Regions from separate parts of the Homo sapiens genome. Here region 2 is linked to region 1. A link is a loop called in an ENCODE intact Hi-C map of the cell type or tissue named here. Cell type or tissue: endothelial cell of umbilical vein. All regions are shown on one strand. Links, peaks and the distances in the headings refer to the core of each region. The heading gives the core; the rest is flanking DNA.

Region 1 (2,814 bases), core at 1-2,500:
TCTTGATAATATAGTGCTGGTCTTATTATTGAGTGAGCTAGGTTATACTAGACTTAATCATTTAGTTTAGAAATATACAAAATGCTTACCAAAAAATCTTACCTGAAGAATTGTTGTGTCTGTAAGAAGTTGTATCTCTAGCAATTCTGATAAGCTGCTAACAATGTCACAAACTTTGTTATAAAGCATTACTATTACTCTCTGCTTATGGGTAGAACATTTAGCCCGTTTTGCTTTTGAACTTAATAAGCCTCCTAAAATGAAACAAATTCAAGATAAGGAAAACATCAACTTTTAATAATTTTTAATAAACAGTACTCAAACTGTTTTTTGAATTAAGAGAACACAATTTTCTAGCTACAGAACCTGGAAGATAAAGCTTTTTATTTATTAAAATAGAAAATTACTCTCTAGAGATATTCTATTAGAAACATTCTTGCATCAGATAATCTTCAGCAGCTATTAAATCCCTGTATCTAAAATATTATTTTATCTTGATTTCTACTTTTCTCCATTGGAGCAGGATAGTAAGATTATATTTCCCTTTAAATTAATTTGCAGTTATACAATAGATCGTCAAGTTCATTATTCAGGAACTATACTTAGGTATGACCTTACTCCCTTCAAATGTATACATTTCATTGCTCATTTATAAAGGTTAAGAACAAGAAAAGGAGTATTTATCTTGAATCAATCCATTTTGTAGACAACTGCTATTTTGGGTAAAATTAGGGCGAAGTGATAAATGAAACCAGAAGGTAGTATTTTCTGAGATTTTCCCTGACAAGTAGAAATAACTTCTATTATATATAAATGTTCCTAAAGAAATTATAATTGAACAAGTACTATATTCTAGTCAAATCCATAATCAAAATCAGTGTTTATTACAAGTTATATGATTCAAAAATTTTGGTGCCATTTTAAGTCCTATTTTGACTCATCTAACATGGCAAAAATTTACAATAATTTTGATATTATACGAACTAACCTCCATGAGGATCTAATCTGTAAACAGGATCATACTGAGGATAAAGTGTATTCTGCAAATGAAATTTAGTGTACTGTATAACTCTTTCAATTACATCCTCAATGTACACAGCTTTTGGCATGTTAGGGGATGTCATAATGTTGATAGTTGTAAGACAAGCATCCGCTGATTTTGTAACTCTCTCCATAATAAGGTCTCTCCATAACCTTTCTTCTTCTTCAGTATCGTTATTCTGTAAAACAGTATTGTTAATGAAATGGAAATAAACACATTTATAGGTTTAAAATATACATTAAAATTATGATTTGATTTTCACTGGTGGAAAAGTGTTATGATGTGTGTTAATTCTTTTAAGAATATCCAGAATGAGGTACAAATACTGATACTACTTTGAGCACGATTTGTGTTTCAATGTTTTCAAACGTGATATACTCTACCTCATTTCACCACTAGATGACACCCTACTGACAAAGTTATAATTATCTTTATATCCTTTGTGTGCTTTATCCGAATTTAAGATTTAGCTTATGACTTTAACTGCATATAAATTAATTTTGTGTTTTGGGTATAAACATTATGATAGTTTAAAGACTTTATAAATTCTGCTTGCTGCTGTGATAACAAAGCAAAAATTAATGACAAAGGGTAAAATCTTACTTAGTACTAAAATTGACAATCATTCCTAACACCTGCTTTTCGACAACACAGTTTCTGAAACTGAGATTAAAAAGTAGTAATATGCAGACTAATGAAGACTTTTTTTAAATGGATAATTTAAGAACTGACAGAAGACTTTATTTTAATTTACACATCAGCAACTTGACATTGCAAATTAGGAGTAATCTCACTGTTAAAGTAAAAATCCTTCTATCACATCTTTAGTTATGAAATATAAACTATATTACAGGACTACTTCCAATTCAAAGCTTATACCCTAGGAAAACGAACAAAAACACGATATATAATATGTAAAGCAGACAGGGCTTTCTGTTCAGTAATGCCTAAAACCTCACAAAGGAAAGATAAAGTAGCTTGTCTTTGATGCGAACATTGCTGTTTGTTTGGAAGAGTCAGTTAAGGAGGCTCATGATTCATGCCAAACGTTAAGGCTATCCACAACATATTAAATACTGTTACGGTTTTTAGGGATGAAAGTAATTTCCTTAAGACTGAGTCAGCCAGCTCTCCAGAACTCTAGATTTCTGATGATGATTATCACAATTTCTTGGCGAAGTATTTAAGTAACTTGTAGACTAACAATGGAGTAGATTGTTACTTTAGGTTTCTCTAAGCCTTTGTTTCTGTGATGCAAAAAGTAAAGAGAGGGCACTTAAAAATATAAATATATTTAATAATCCAGAAAACAACCACCTGAGATTATTTTTCTACATATTTTATTCCAGAAGTGTCCAATCTTTTGGCTTCCCTGGGCCACAGTGGAAGAAGAATTGTCTTGGACTACATATAAAATACACTAACAATTACGATAGCTGATGAGCGTAAAAAGAAATTGCAAAAAATCCTCATGTTTCAAGAAAGTTTACGAATTTGTGTTGGGCTGCATTCAAATCTGTCCTGGGCCACACGGGCCAGTGGGCCACAGGTTGGACAAGCTTGTTTTATTCCATGTAGATCCCCTAGCAATCCTGTGGCTTTTGTAAACACCAAGAGCATTTCCCTCATAAGATAAAATAAAATCTAGTGCTTGTATATTAAATATATATACTACATACGTATACATGAGAAGTATATATATCAAAAGTGTTCAAAATGGTCATTGCTGGATTAGAATATAGCTTTTTTGGTGCTTTCTGTGTTTTGGAAAT
Region 2 (2,814 bases), core at 47-2,546, 230 kb after region 1:
CAACCCTGTGGAGAAATACATGCAGTGAGGAACTGAGGCCTCCTGCCAAATACAAGTGAGGAACTGAGTCATTCTGACAACATTTTTATTGGTGAGCCATCTTGGAAGTGGATCCTCCAGCCCCACTCAAGCCTTCAGATGACTGTAGCCCTGGCTAATATCTTGATTGCAACCACACAAGACACTCTGAACCAGAATCATCAAGCTAATCTGATTTCAAATTCCTAGCCCACAGAAATCATAAGATAATAAATGTTTATTGTTTTAAGCCACTAAGTTTTTTGGGGTTGGGGGGTAATTTGTTACATAGAAGCAGCTAAATAATACAAACTCTATAATAGAATTTGTTTTTAAGAAACAAATAATTTCAGCTGTTTTAATCTAAAAGAGGTATAATATAAGGAGTTGGAAGGACTAGAGGAATGTTATTTAGGCTACATTTGCAGAATAATACCACTATACTGTCCTGCAAGAGGAGCTGCTACATCTGCCATTATTAGGAAGATGAAAAATTGGAAAGTTGTGCTGGAATTTCTGACTTCAATGAACTCTGCCAAATCAATCAGCCACTATTGCTGCTGCGATAATACCCACAGAGTTCCTACCTGGATACAGGAATGTGGCTGCAGAACAAAGCATCAGGAAAAATTCCTCTGCCTTACTTCTACCTTCCAAGTCACATGAAAATATATCTGGTTGGCAAAATACTGGCCCCCTCCGCAAAAAAAAAAAAAAAAAAAAATATTTGCTTCCAGGACCCTAGCTGTGAGGGAACCTGGGAAATGTTGTTTGTAGCTTTCTAGCCTCTGCAGTACAGGAAGGCATACCCTGTTAGATCTTGTATAGTTTTGTATTTCTGTGAATATTCTTGAGCTTTATTCTTCAACACAAGTAAGTTTCTGGGACACAGTTTGATTCTTTTGGGTCTTGCTTTTAGGATTTGCTAAGTTTAGTCTAGGATTCATTATTTTCCACTCCTGAGGCAAGAGCATTCCAAGTATTCTACCCAATGCCCTGTAGCCTATGAGGTTTTCTAGTCTGGTTGGTGGGTACTATTTCAATCCGTGTGTGGGTGCCAGGCACTGTTCCCTCTAATCCTTTCACATGGTTCTTTCTTTGGCCTAAGGTATTTTCCTTACACACATGGGATGATCATTACTCTGCTGAATGTGTAGTTGGGAGCCTCTGCAGATGTCTGGGGTTCTTTCTGTGTGCAGCTCTGTCCTCTCTGGTATACTTTAATGTGATTTCTGGCAACTTAGTCTCCCTGAGATGAACTCTTAGTTCTGTCTCCTTAATTCAGGAAATCCATCTGGCTCCACCTAAGGTTTCCTTCCCTGTACTGCAGCCTGGAAACTCAAGCCAGTAAGCGGGGGCAATCGTAGGGCTTACCTCATTTGTTTCCTGTTTCTCAGGATCACCGTCCTTCATTGCTTGATGTCTAGTGTCTTCCAAACTGTTTGTTCAAATACGTTGTGTCCTTTTTTTGGTTGTTACAGATGAGAGCATAAATCTGGCCCTTATTACTCCATTTCAGCCCCTTATCGGTTTTTTTTTTTTTTAATCAGAGCTTATATCACATCTTGTAGGAAAGCATTTCAACCTAACATGGTAATATTTCCTTGGTGACACCATAACTGAGTCTTTAGTAAGCCATTTTTTTGTTGGGGGGGGACGGGGTCTTGCTCTTGTCACCCAGGCTGCAGTGCAGTGGCACGATCTTGGCTCACTGCAACCTCTGCCTCCTGGGATCAAGCTATTCTTCTGCCTCAGTCTCCCGAGGAGCTGGGATTACAGGTGCCTACCACCACGCCCAGCTAATTTTTGTATTTTTAGTAGAGATGGGGTTTCACCATGTTGTCCAGGCTGGTTTCAAACTCCTGACCTCAGGTAATCTGCCCACCTCAGCTTCCCAAAGTGCTGGGATTACAGGTGTGAGCCACCACACCCGGCCTAGTAAGCCATTTTTACTGCTTTGGAAGGCTGAGTAATTCTGGGTGATGGTATACATAATGATGTAATGATTACCATATTTATAATATGCTTAATTTTTCTTTACATTTTGTTCCTTGGTCAGTAGTTGAATGAACAAGACATTTAGTAAGTCTGTGGATGGCAGTACTGGCAGAAATATGACAGATAGGAAAGATAACTCAAACTCAGAATACATCTCTACTCCTTTGGGACAATCTCTGCCTTACTACAAGGGAGGATTTTCTATAGAGTCAGCTGCCCACCAGGTACTACTTTATGGTACTATGTTGTGGACTCATTACTGGCTTCTGCTGTTGGCCGATTGAGCACTCAGCAACAGAAGTAGCCAGATCAGCCTCGGTGAGGGAAAGTTCATCCCTTCCACCATGGTAACTTGTTCACGTGCCCATTGAGTAAGTACTGGGGTGGCTGGGGAAAGAGTCTGACATCTCCAGAACACTTTTACTTGTTTACCAGGTTTTGGAGAGTTTCATCTGCAGTGGTTGACTTTTGGTTAGCAGTCACAACAGACACAACTAATTTTGCACTTTGAGCCAATTCTGAGAGGTTTTCTGTCTGTACATATTGCTGTATAGCAAATCATCCCAAACTTAATGGCTTAAGATAACATTCATTTTGCTCATGAATCTGCTATTTAGGCTGGTCTCACGGAGCTGGTCTCTGCTCTGCTTAGTGTCACTTAGGATGACTTGAAGGTCAGGGGCTGGATTATTCTGAAGATTTGCTCACTCACATATCTGGAGGTTGATGCTGATATAGGCTTGGTCTTCAGTTGGTGCTGGGGCTAGAACATCTACATGTGGCTTTTCTTTGTGGCTG

What was found. Hi-C counts contacts between places; a loop is a spot of excess contacts. Peaks named below come from ENCODE experiments on the same cell type or tissue, not always from the same donor. Only the 100,000 strongest peaks of a DNase experiment are listed, where the experiment ranks them.
Region 2: it touches region 1 in a loop (33-fold over the local background); 2 of 110 quality-filtered maps call a loop at or near these places.

Annotation. Positions count from the first base shown.
Region 1 is chr5:37,004,763-37,007,576 of GRCh38, reverse strand. NIPBL (NIPBL cohesin loading factor) reads right to left here. Exons shown (of 47, transcript NM_133433.4): 17 at 989-1,220; 18 at 103-254. Among named protein-coding and RNA genes, the nearest start is that of NIPBL, 130 kb to the right of the region's middle. In endothelial cell of umbilical vein, for the core only: a CTCF peak has its summit at 1,428 (motif pointing right); DNase peaks (open chromatin) are centred at 1,466 and 2,136.
Region 2 is chr5:36,775,813-36,778,626 of GRCh38, reverse strand. No RefSeq gene overlaps it. Among named protein-coding and RNA genes, the nearest start is that of SLC1A3-AS1, 52 kb to the right of the region's middle. In endothelial cell of umbilical vein, for the core only: no CTCF peak of the experiment used is centred there; a DNase peak (open chromatin) is centred at 1,336.